Regions from separate parts of the Mus musculus genome. Here regions 2 and 3 are each linked to region 1. A link is a contact called in ENCODE Hi-C or POLR2A ChIA-PET data. All regions are on one chromosome and are shown on one strand. Each heading gives the region's core, a stretch centred on a gene start or an enhancer-like site at or near the end of the contact. The rest is flanking DNA. Distances are from core to core; before and after follow the strand shown. Region 1 holds the start of Donson (downstream neighbor of SON). Region 2 holds the start of Cryzl1 (crystallin, zeta (quinone reductase)-like 1). Region 3 holds the start of Son (Son DNA binding protein).

Region 1 (4,073 bases), core at 810-3,309:
CTCTGCTAAGTTGAACCTTAACAATCCTTCCATTTACGTATCTTAAAAGATGTGATGGAGAAGTTATCAGCTGGTGTTTTCAGGTATGCTAAAACAAAAAACTAAATCATCATTTTTCAATTCTCAAAGACATAAAGAGTTTGTATTCATTCCAATTTTATGGTATATCTAGTACTTGTATATATTTTTTTTAATTCACTGTAGACAAATAGCTGTTCTTTCATGTTTCTCAAAATGTGTCTGCTTGTGCACCTGTGAGGATTGCCACAGAGAGAGGATCTTGTGCTTTTTCTCCCCCACACCCCTACCCCCATTCTGTTGTGTGTCTCTCCTTTCTCCTTCCCCTCTAGCCAAAGAATTTGAAATAATTCAGAGCTTGACAAGGTTGTTTAAATTGGGATTTTATATCAATTATAAAGTAAGAATTAGATAAAGGGACTGAGTAGTATATTTTTTCTTTCAAAACCTAAACACTTTTAGCCCAGTGTTGTGGCACACAGCTGTATTCAAGGCACTTGGAAGGCTAAGAGTCATGAGTCTGAGGCCATACTGGGCTAGCTAACAAGACAAACCCAGTTTTAAAAAAGAAAGAAAAGGGGGGAAATTACTACTTCTTTAAGCCACAGAAATATTAATGAATGCATTTGTAATTTCTGTTTGGATTTTTCTTTTTAAGATAGCTATCTAGCTCAGGCTGGCTGACCAGCAACTTGCAGAGGTTCACCTGCCTCTGCCTCGCCAGTGCTGGGATTAAAGGCTCGAGCTGCTTGTGTTAGATAAAGGAAAATAAGCAAATGTGTGGTCTACTGCATCCTGCGTGCTGTGCTCCTCTGTGCCTGTGCCTGACATCTCGAATCATTTCCCTCCTCAGGCCTCTGCTCGATGAGCCCATCCCACTGTATGAGGCAAAGGTTTCCATGGAAGTTGTTCAGAAAAATCAAGAAAGAAAAAAGCAAGTCGTTCAATTTTAATTCTCTTCCCTGATCTCAGTCGGATGCACCCACACCAGTGGGGGAAGCCAGTTTTCTTTGGAAATTGTTGAGAAAAACCAAGGACGATAAAGCAAGATTTTATATTTTTAAGCCTGTTTTCCTGCCACAGTAAGATGTTTGGTTATTTGACATATTTGAAAAATACTTCCAAAATTAATGTGCAAACAATCCAGATAATTTTTTTACCATCTGAAGGGGACATTCCAAAAGCTTCTTTTAGTTATTGTATCTGTACACTTTGCCTCTGCTATAAAATTCTTTCCATTAAGAAAACTGCTTTCAGCAAAAGCTACACTATTCTAGCAAATACATCTGTCACATGCTTTTGCTATACCAAACGTCATTTGATTTTGTTATCAACTTCATTCTCAACACCTTCCTTAACAAACCGTTGATGCCATTATTTTAGCATTTGTACTTTCCGACTTCAAAGTATCTAATCCACTGGCATTTAAAATGTTTTTAAATATTCATTCACTCTGAATTTCTCCGAGATCATACGGAATCATAGTACCTGGTCCTGTAGTAGTGACGGCATTTGCATAGAGGGCTGCGGTGGTCGGGCACTGGGGACAAGGGTGGAAGAGTTGGCCTGCGGCTAGCCTGAAGCTGGCGGACATTTCCCCCTCGTGGGTACTGTGTTGAGCTCGGCCCATCACCGTCTCTCTCAGAATGATATTGCGGCTTCTCACGGAGAGAAGTAACTGCCCATCACCACCAATCAATGTGTTGTTTGCTGTGCATTCATGCTCCGTACCCGGGGCTGACACTACGCCCGCTGCCGAGTTGGTACTGTTAATCCCTTTTCCGAGCCCTACCGGGTGCCGCGCGCCGCCGTCGCGTTCTCAGCGACGCCGACCTCGCAGCAGGAGAGCCGCGAGCTGCGCGCGCCCGGCCGGAAGCGGCCACCGGGAAATCTGTTGGGCGGGGCGGCACGGCCTGGCACGCATGCTCCGTCGGGGCGGGCCCGTGGCGGGGCGGGGCCTCAGGAGCCTCCAGTCCGTGAGCAGCGCGGGGTCTGGGCGGGGCCGGGGCGCGCGGGAAGCCCCGGCAGGGCTGCGGAGCTGCCTCGGTGCTGCGCAATGGCTGTCTCGGTGCCCGGCTACTCGCCTAGCTTCAAGAGGCCGCCTGAGACCGTGCGGCTCCGCCGGAAAAGGTCTCGGGACCATGGTGCCGCCGTGCCCGCCTCACTGCCGGAGCCCGCGCCCCGCCGCGCCGCGCTGGCGGCTGGGCTGCCCTTGCGCCCCTTCCCGACCGCCGGCGGCAGAGGAGGCGCCGCCGCGACCATCGCCCGCAGGAACCCTTTCGCTCGCCTGGACAACCGGCCGCGAGTCTCGGACGAGGCCAGCGAAGAGCCGCTCCGCGGTCCTCAGGGGGCGTCGGGCCCGGTGAGTCTCCGCGTCCCGCAGCCGGGCGTCAGGGGTGGGAATGGGCGCGAACAGCCGCCGCAGGCTGATGTCCTGAGCTGGGGCGGGGGAGGGGGTGGCTGCCCTCTCCTGTAAGAAGGACTTAGGGATGGATACCCAGGAAGGTGGCTCGAATAGTCCTCCGAACTGTGATGGAAAGCCACAGAATCTGCCTTCTCACCATCCTTTCAAGACCTTTTTCTCAGGCACTTGAAATTACTGTGGACTGTTGAAGATAAATCGGGTCAGAATTTACAAATGTTGGTTTTACTCATAAAGCTTTTTTGGAACTTTTGGTCTAAGATTTTTGTATCAGTTATTAAATGCGTCAAAGTCTGGCCTTTCCTCCCGTTTAGATAAGTTCAGGCACAAATCTGCAATGAAACATGGTACTGTATGGATGTGAGCTCCCACTCACTCTCCTGAGAACCTGGTGTGCCAGGTGAGCCCTTACATAGTTCACATTCCCTCATCGCTTAGGTTTTAAAAGGACCACTCTTTTCTTAACCTCAGCTTCTAGATTCTAATGAAGAAAATAACTTGCTGTGGGAGGACACATCATCTCATGAAAGAACTGGCACGGAACTGTCCCAGGTACTTTTAAAAATTACATTTCTAGTTTGTGCCACAATTGTGTGTGTAGAGGCCAGTCCCTCCACTGTGTGAGTAGAAGGATTGGACTCAGGTTGTCAGGCAGGCCAGAAGCAAGTGCCTCTACCTTCTGAGCCATCTCAATGGCTCACTCTAGGAAATACTTTCAAAGGGCTGAATATAATGTATATTCTAATAAACATACTTCTCAAAAGCTTTTCTCTTGAAAAAATGAGTTCCAGGAATGAATTCAAAGTCTGGGACTGAACCTCAGTTTGTAAAATGCTTGCCTAATGTTCAAAGACCTCAGGGCTGGATCCCCAGGAATTCCATGAATTACATGGGACATGATGCTGTACACTTAGAGCTGTCTCACTGGAGTGAAGGAGGGATTGCCAGGCCTTTGATAGCATCCTCAGATGCAGAGACAGTTGAGGCCAGCCTGGGACACATGAGAACCTTCTCTGAGAAGAAAAGAGAAACTTGAGAGTGATTATTTCTATACAGGTGTTTTGATACTAGACATGGGCTCTGGTGGCCAAAGCCTGCTTTGTGCTGGGGATCAAGCTCAACACTTCCCACAAGTTGAGAAACAGTCTGCCCTCCCTTGCTCATAGTTACAGGTAGATGCATTTTTCCCCACTGGGAACAGGCTGAGAGTGCCCAAGATTCATGCTAGTGTTCACATAGTCAGCTTCTCTGACAGGATCTTTGTATGATGTTCCCTAAGGAAGTCCTTCTGGAGTGGACAATACGGACTTGTGCAGCTAGTTGACTATAATTGTTTTTTCTTTGTATTTTTTTTAAAACTGAAGGTAATGTTTTTAAAACCCTTTAAAAGTTCTACCAAGATGGCTAAGCCTAAAGAAAGAGCTGTTGTCTCTATACTATTGTCTCAGTAGTTCTGAGCCTTACAAGATACTTTTTAAATACTAAGAATGTAAGTGGGCTTAGAGGCAGAGGCAAGTGGATCTTTGCATTTGAGACCAGCCTGGTCTATAAGAGTGAGTTCCAGGAGAGCAAGCGCCATGCAGAGAAACTCTCTCTTGGGGGGTAGAGGATGGGTACTGGAAACATTTCTACT
Region 2 (4,073 bases), core at 1,157-3,656, 40 kb before region 1:
AGACACTTTTTTTTTAAACACATACTCTCTGAGAGGTGCCTTACTGCAGCCACTTAAAAGTGTATAGAAATATCTATGCCCTGTCACCAAATCAGTGGCCTTCACTTCTTAATTTAAATCCTTTATAATTTCCTGAGTTCTTTACATATCTCCTACAGAAAGACGTTGCTTTTTAAAAACTTCTTAAGTTATAAGGGAACTCACACACACATACAAAATATTTCAAGCAAACTAGTGTAAAAAAAAAAAAGTAACAAAAATGGTAACCATAATGGTTGCTGAAACGTCTGCACTCTTCACCGTTAACATCTTCTAAAAATAAAAGTATCCCAACAAATAAATACATTCCTCTAGTTTGGAGCATTTAGAGAAACACCCTGCCAAGCAGCTGGCCTGCGGGCTCCTGGCCCCAGCTCCTGCCCTCACATCCTGTCCACTACATAATCCATGAGCAAGCCTTTCTCTTCATCAATTCAGCGGGATTAGTAAACCGGCCTCCCTGAAAATAGAACTGATATTTTCCACGGGCATTTGTTCCCATGCTTTCACTATCTATGCTATTTATCAGACTCTTTTTTTCTTTTTTATCCTCCGTGTTTCCGACCACGAAGTACCAAGAGAAAGATACCAACCGATAAACACAAAAGAACCGCATCTGGCCAGAGTCTGCATGCATTTACATTTCCAGGTTGCTTCTGTTTTCCGAAAAGCAGTGATGAGGGCAAAGTCGCAAACTTTCACATTCAAGATGCTACCAAATACCTCTACACCCTCAAGCTGCAGCAAGAAGCCACTAATCTATTCCTTCAAAAGCAAAGCCTGTAGTCTGAATCACAACAATAGAAGACTGCTCATAGGCAAGAGGATCAGCGAAGTTGTCTTCCAAAGCAAAGGCAAACAGAAGTGAAGGGAGATCCAGCCAGCTCCTCCTTGCTTTTCTTTCTTTCTTTTCTTTTTTTTCTTTCTGGGAATCCGGATTGCATTTTCTGGTGCCCCCCCCCACCCCCAAGAAGGGACCGCAATTATGCACTGGGTCCACAGCAGACACCCGAGTCAGTGCGTGCGCAAGGAGGGCGAAGCGGCCGAGAAGGGGACGCACGCCCGCTGCAAGGGTAGCCGCTTTCTGTTAAATGCCATCAGAGCCAGCCCCGGCCGCACCACTTCGGCCCAAACGGCATTGACCGCCCTTCACTTGACAGGGTATTCCAAGCAGGCGCTAGAGAAAAAGGATGAGCCGGGGACTCGAGGCCGGGGGCACCCGCGGGCGGCGCGATGCGGCTCCCGCGAGCTCGGGATCCCCGGGAGGCCGGGTCGGCCCGCCACCCTCCGGCGGCCGAGGGCAGAGGGGTCAGCGGTGGAAGGACCGCCCGCCGCGATGCCCCCCACGGGAGCGCCGGCCGTGGCTGCGGACGCCCATTCAGCCCGAACCCGTCCCGCGGCCGCCACCGCCGCGGCCCGCCCGCCCCGCTGCCCCCGGGGAGGATGAGAAAGACCGGGCGGAGCGGCGACGGCGGCCGCAGGGACGCGCGCCCGGCCGCTGGACCCGACCCCGGGGCGGCCATCGCCGACCCCCGCCCGCGCGCCAGGCCGCCCGCGTCAGCTCCTCACCTCATCTCCGGGCGGGTGCGCGCGGCCGCCCCTCACACAAATCAGTGCAGCCCGCACGCCGCGCGGAGGAACGCCGAGTCCGCAGCCGCGCACACCATCCCCGCCCGCCCGCCTGCCTGCCTCCCGGCCGTCCCGGAGCCCGCTCGGGATGCTCCCTTGCGAGCCGCCGTACTACGGAGCAACCAAGCTGCGCGCCCTCCCCGCGCCGCTCCACTCCTCTCGCCCTCCTTCGCTCCTTCGCTCCCTCACTCCCGCCTAACTCCTCATCTCCCTCCGCCGCCGCCCCTCCGCCCACAGCCTGCCCTCCGCCCCACCCATAGATGGGCGGGGATAACCGCCTGCCAATCGGACGGCGGAGACCACGCCTTCGCTCTCTCCTATGACTCCGCCCACTAGGTGGGCAAAAAAGAAGAAAGGAGCCAAAGGAAATAGAGGTGTACAGAGTGACAACGAGATACACCAATGAAGTAGTTTGGATAGCACCCCCCCACACACACACACTTTTTTCCCCTCCCATCCTTGTCTCGTCCCTTGAAGGCGTAACTAGAGGTTTCTGCTCTATGCGTGCGGAGATTTTGTTTCACGATTTGGCGCTTTGCTCTTTTCTATGCGCGACAGTAGCTAGGATACATTCAACTAAATTGAAGGTTTTGCAGAAAGAGCGTGGGCACGAAAGGCGAAAGACACAAAGACTGAAGAAAGATGGTAGGGGTTACGGTTGGAATGAGGAAGGGTGTGGCCTTTTACTCTAATTTGCATAAAACGGAACCCATCTTGGCAACGCCCAACTTCTCCCATTTATTGGTGGTCCCTGGGGCGGCGACTCGTCTCTCTACGGGAAGCAGCATGCTGGGAGATGTAGTTCCGGGTTCAGTTGCCATGGCGTTCGTCACAGCCTCCCCCAGATCGGTCATCCTGCGGTAGTGACGGGCAGTCTGACCAATGGCAGTACTGTTTGGACCCAAGAAGGCGGGCTCTCTGCAGAAGGACTGGGAAGGTGGCGGCGGCGAAGGCGCTGGCGGTTGAGGTTGCTCCGAGCCAGGTGAGCCAGGGAAGAACGATGTGTGTCTCTGAAATGGGACTTTGGGCGAAAAATGGAGAAACGCCTGAAGGAGCTGTCTAACCCTGGGGAGACTGGTACTTCGCATCACACGCCGACCTCAGAGATGCCCTGGCTCAGGCCTAGCTTGGCCGAGGCCGCCGAGGGGCGGGTAATACTAGATTTGACGGACAGTTCCTGACCCTGGCTAGGTTTTGATTGTAGACTGATCTTTGCTTCTTCCTCCGCGTTTATGGAGGCAAAGGTCTAGAACTGCCTTTCTCCTGGGTTGAGTCCTCCCCGCCCCCAGCTTCTCCCTATCACTGTTTCTGATGCTGTCTCTATTACTACTTCCCTTGTCACCCTTCTTATCCTTCTCTTTGCATTTCCAGTAAGCGGTTTCCTAAAGCAAACAAGGGTGGGTGTTCGCAGTAATGGGGCCTTGGGTCAGGAATTGCCTGCTTCATTGAGCCGGCCATACTTGAGCCATACTAAAGAATTATCCCAGGGTCGTGAGGAGGTGCAGATACTGATTCTGGATTTGGGCCTGGTGGTCTGCATTTGCTTTTTAAAAATTATATATATATATCTATATATGGCATTTTAAACAAACTGCCAAGTATAGCCAGTCCACAGTAGCTGAGTTTTGCATTGCCTGTCCAGGACAGATGTTCTAGGCACCCAGACGCTTTTAGATTTCCTGGGAGCCACATTTGGACAGTGAAGAGACCACGTGAAATTAATTTTACGTTTCTCTTAAACCAGCTTATCCAAATATTATTTCAACCTTTAAAGAAATCAGATATTTAAATGAGACAGTGTATCTGTTGTGCGTTTTACCCTCGCAGCATACCCTCGTACCCTCATCCTAAGGGCACGCCACTCACGTGCGGAGTAGCCACCTGTGGCTATTCGCCGCTCTCCGAATCCAGATGATGCAAGAGACCATTGCACAAACTCAGCAGTGTTAGTCATGTGATTGCCAGCGACATCCCTTTGCTGCTTCAGTACATGGGTTCAGAACTACTTTCACAATACGATACTGAGCTTACAAGAATACCAGGGAAAGTAATATTTATTAAAAAGCCAACTTCCGTAATGTGTGCGCTGTGTACTATACTCACTCAGTCCTTGCAGCAGCCTGCGTCCTATTGCGGGGTCCTGTCTCTTGGGAGTTGTAAATCTTAGGCATCAGCCACTGCAATGTACAATTATTACTGGCTTTTCTAATTAATGTCACCCACGCTTCTGTCTCCACATGTAGAAGGAGATGAGGTGTTCATATTTGAAACAGTGCTCCCCGTGTAAAATCAAGCCGCCCAAGGCTGGAGAGCTGGCTCAGGGTAGGGACACTTGGTACTCTCCCAGAGGACCAGGGCTCGCCACTGTAACCACCTCTGTTACACTAGTTCCAGCGGATCTGAAG
Region 3 (4,073 bases), core at 691-3,190, 41 kb after region 1:
TGTTAATTACAATTACTAAAAAGCAGTTAGAATTTTAAACCATTTATCTGTCCAACAATAAATATCCTAAAAAGGAATTTATGTAGTTATGAAAAGTGTTCCAATAATTGAGACTTTGAAGGACAAACCTGCTCATAATCTATTATGTCTAAAATACAATACAAAATGACCACACTAAGAGAAAACACATTAAAAGGGCACGATGGCACAAGCCTTTTACAGAAGCAGAGGCGGGTGGATCTCTAAAGTTCAAGGCCAGCCTGGTCTTCAGAGCCACACAAAGAAACCCAGTCTCCAACCCCCACCCTACAAAAAAGTAAATACAACCAGTACAAGAGACTGCTTGAGTTTCAGAATGGTGGTAGCACTGGCCTTTAATCCCAGCAGAGGCAGGCAGATTCCTATTAGGGCAAGGCCGGCCTAATCTACACAGTGAATTCTAAGTCAGCCAGGACTACCTAGTGAGACCCTGACTCAAAAATCAAAGGTTTCCAGGTAAAATGATATTCCCTTAGTTTATGTTTCATCTCATTAAACAAACAAAAAAAAATACCCAATGTCTCAAAATGTTAAAAAGCAACACAGTGTATAAATATTTTTATTTAAAAAAAAAATTGTGACGCCACCATTGATTGAAAGATGACAACAGGGCAGCTTCAGCTACAAAGCTGTAAGCCATGACATTAGAGCCTGTCCACAAAAAAGAAAAAAAAAAAAAAGAAAGAAAACAAAAACAGCAACAAACAAAAACACCCTATCTTGAAAAAAAAACAATTTCTGCAATAAAATATGATTAACATTATTCTATCCACAGTCCCAGGTAATTTGGGCATATAATTTACAACTGCTTATCAGATGATTTTTCTAACTTATGTATTGCTCTGTTCTCAACTTAAACCATTCGTTAAAAAATAAAAGTAAAAAATATTTACCTCTGAATATTTCCTTAAGTTATAACATAACCCACACTATTTTCCTAAGTAAACAACTGAGGAGATCTCTTCAACATTAAATTCTGAGAACCAAGGCTAACCTCTGAAGTCTACTGGCAGTGACAAAAATCCGTCCGTTAAGTCGGGGTAGCAAGGAAAAATAACAAAAATAACACATACTCCACTTTCTACTCAATCAAATTACGCATCCAGCAGTTCCAAAGCCCCCTCCTATCATCCTCTCGAATATTTGATCTTGTATCTTACATCGAACTGAGATGTTTCAATTTACAACTGTGAAAAGAGTGCTAATCCGGTCTGAAGCACAGAGCAGTAACCGGGGCCCAAATCGTCTAATAAATAGACTGCGGTGGCCAAACGATCGCAAGCGTACAATAATAAAGAAGTTTTAAGGTTACCCAAGAAGCGGCCGTTAGAGACCCTTTCCGGCCATAGACACCGGCCGGCGAAATGCGCGGAGGCGGGGAGGGGGAGGGGAAAGGCGGCGGCGGAGGAGGAGCTGGGAAGGGAACTAGGCCCGTCCCTGGTGGACGCCGGGCCTCCGAGTAGCTGGAGGGTAGGGGGTGTCCAAACGAGGGAAAGGTGACCGTCTTAACTGGAAGAAAGAAACGGCGTGTGCGACACCGCGGAAGAGACGATCTTTCGCGAAAGGAACGAACGGGGAACTGGGGGGGTGGGGGGGGGGGCGGAAAATGGATCCCAGGCCCAGGCGGGGCCGTAGCGGGGCCTGAGCCGAGAAACGACGGCGTTCCGTGAAAGATGCCACGGGAGGCTAGATGAAGCCCTAACAGCCCGCGAGGAGCAGAAAAGTCTGGGAAGCGTTTACCTGGAAAGCTCCTGTTGTATTTCCCGGAATTTACTGACCACGAAAGACCTGAAAACCTGCTCGATGTCGGCCGCCATGGCGTCCGCTCCGTTCTCTCAACTACTCCTCGCTAGTCCTCCAGGCTCCCAGCATGCCTCGGGAGGAGGCGCAGCGGCCAATTCCTTTTATCCCTTTCCTGATTGGCTCGTGAGGGAGCGTCCGCACGGGCTCGCTCCACCCACGAGCCAATCAGCGAACACCGGCCCGCTCTCCTCCGCTGTTTCTGAGCCGCCGGGGTAGAGCTGCTGACGTTTGCGCCGCGCACGAACTCGGCCGCCATGTTAGTGGTTGACGCAGGCGCCATTACAGGAGAAGTCGCTCCCGAGGCGACCGCGACAGCTTCGGCTGTTGATCCCCTCAGCCTGCGGGGACTCCTAAGAGGCTTTCTATAGGGAGTAAATGCCTGAGATTAGAGGCCATGGAAAAAAAAAAAAGCTGGGGGACGAGAAAAGCCTCGGCTTGTCCGGCACGGAGCTCGAACGCGTTTGTTGCAAGCGCCAAGTTTACTTTGGTCAGGGAGACGTGCATGAGAAAGAAATCCCCGTCCCGCGTCCCCACTATGAGTTGGAAAGGAGCCATTCCCATTCTGCCTCGATGCTTGCTATAACCGGCCTCGCGTAGTTTTTAGCAAAGGCTGGAGCGTCTGAGCGACCTGCGTTCTAAACGCAGTGCGCTTGAGCTGCTCCGGAGTCCAGCCCTGGCCGCTCCGCCCTGGCGCTTGGTGAGCAGCCACAGTCAGGCAGCCTCGGCTCTGCCCCCAGTGTAGGAGGCTCTGGGGTAAACGCAGGGACCTTAAGTGACAGCCCCTGACGAGCATCATCAGCTCTAATCGTGGTGCCAGGGATTCTGAGCCCGGCTAGGCAGCGGGCTCCGACCGCACCCTAAGGCGGGAGGAACCCCCACGGGTCGCCTCGCGGGCGGGGACCTAGGCGGGCTGCGGCCAATGAGCAGCCGAGTCCATCGGAGGCGGGGCAGAGGCCGGGGCGCGCTGGATTCCCCGGGCCAACTTCCGGCGGGTGCGAGTGGCGGGTGCGAGCCGGAGCTGCGTGGCGGGGCTTGCAGGTGCGTGAATGCCTTAGTTCTTAAGATGATGCGTGGACTGCCTAAACGCTTTGACCCATGGGTTTAACCTCAGCGACCGGTGCTACTCTTGAAACGAAACTGGCGTGACTGGCGAAAAGCCCACGTGCTTTGCACGGCCTTGATGGAGGTCGGCCAGGTAGTTCTTTCCCAGCTTTCTAATTCTGAGGCCGGGTCCAGGTTTCTGTGCATCTCTGCCTTGTAAAGACAGACCCTGTACACCGATGGTTTTTTTATCCGCTCTAGTTTTATCACAGTAACTAACCATTTACCTGGACCACTTTCGTATTTGGTTTCTACTTTTTCAAAACAAATATTTGGAAGTGGTTTTAACCGATTCTTTTATTCTCTCCTTACCCTATTCTCTTGTTCTCGCTATAAATTGCCTGTTAGTTAACTGACACCCAAGAAGTTACAAAAGACTCTCCGAGTCTCCCGGCTAGTAAGGCCTTGACACCGGAGCCCAGGCACCCAGCCGCTGCTGGTGAAGAGACCAGTCCTGCTATTTCACAGATCCTGACTAGTAAAATGAAAATTGTCTTCTTGCACTGCTTTCTTATTCAAGTTAGATTTTTTAAAAAGTTTAATGGCTTCAGCTATTTCTCTAAGAAAATGACACAGAATTGAACTAAAGTCTATCTTATGTGTAGGAGCGTTGTCCCTTACATGTATGTTTGTGCCCACGTGCATACAATGAACGCCCCAAAGAAGCCGGAAGAAAGCATTCAGTCTCCAGACCCAGATTAGGATGTTTGTGAGCCACCTTGTGGGTGCTGGGAGACTAAACCCCAGCCCTCTGCAAGAGAACTAAGTGTTCTTAACCTTACCAGTCTGCTTGGGTTTTCCTTAAATATGTAATCCCAAAGTAAAGGATCAATTTAGAATTTACATATTTCAGTTTTCTTCTTTCCGTAACCATCTTCTACATAAGTAAATATCTTGATAATATCTTTGCTCCCCCCCCTCCTTTTATTGGTGCTAGAATTTGAACACAAGGCTTCTATTCTAAGCAATAGGTATCAATTAGGTATATGAAGTAACAACACATAGCAAATTAGTACTTCCTATTTCTGGGTACTTTGTAGTATACAATATTTTTTTTTAAAGAATTGTTTATTTTATGTATGTGAGTACACTGTAACTGTCTGAAGACACACCAGAAGAGGGCATTGGAT

What was found. A loop is a pair of places that touch in the nucleus more often than their neighbours do. ChIA-PET counts read pairs that join two places held with the same protein, here RNA polymerase II (POLR2A).
Region 2: a map of heart shows a loop between it and region 1 (3-fold over the local background). The contact joins the promoter of Cryzl1 here to the promoter of Donson in region 1. A Hi-C loop is called at or near these places in 5 of 37 maps with a recorded cell type or tissue (T-helper 1 cell, heart and regulatory T cell). POLR2A ChIA-PET finds 5 or more read pairs at or near these places in 3 of 5 experiments (Patski and embryonic stem cell).
Region 3: a map of heart shows a loop between it and region 1 (4-fold over the local background). The contact joins the promoter of Son here to the promoter of Donson in region 1. A Hi-C loop is called at or near these places in 12 of 37 maps with a recorded cell type or tissue (T-helper 1 cell, T-helper 17 cell, T-helper 2 cell and 6 more). POLR2A ChIA-PET finds 5 or more read pairs at or near these places in 4 of 5 experiments (Patski and embryonic stem cell).

Annotation. Positions count from the first base shown.
Region 1 is chr16:91,686,714-91,690,786 of GRCm38, reverse strand. Donson (downstream neighbor of SON) reads left to right here and starts at 2,059. Exons shown (of 10, transcript NM_021720.1): 1 at 2,059-2,380; 2 at 2,912-2,992. The coding sequence starts at 2,075. It overlaps Cryzl1 (crystallin, zeta (quinone reductase)-like 1), which reads left to right. Exons shown (of 13, transcript NM_133679.2): 12 at 38-83; 13 at 872-1,465. The coding sequence ends at 971. It overlaps Gm10785 (predicted gene 10785), which reads right to left and starts at 1,889. Exons shown (of 6, transcript NR_040389.1): 1 at 1,507-1,889.
Region 2 is chr16:91,727,135-91,731,207 of GRCm38, reverse strand. It overlaps Cryzl1 (crystallin, zeta (quinone reductase)-like 1), which reads left to right and starts at 2,406. Exons shown (of 13, transcript NM_133679.2): 1 at 2,406-2,650. Itsn1 (intersectin 1 (SH3 domain protein 1A)) reads right to left here and starts at 1,837. Exons shown (of 39, transcript NM_010587.2): 1 at 1,609-1,837. Gm46543 (a long non-coding RNA gene) reads right to left here. Exons shown (of 3, transcript XR_001781880.2): 3 at 2,627-2,689.
Region 3 is chr16:91,645,691-91,649,763 of GRCm38, reverse strand. It overlaps Son (Son DNA binding protein), which reads right to left and starts at 1,940. Exons shown (of 12, transcript NM_178880.4): 1 at 1,780-1,940. The coding sequence starts at 1,856. Gart (phosphoribosylglycinamide formyltransferase) reads left to right here and starts at 2,792. Exons shown (of 22, transcript NM_010256.2): 1 at 2,792-2,880.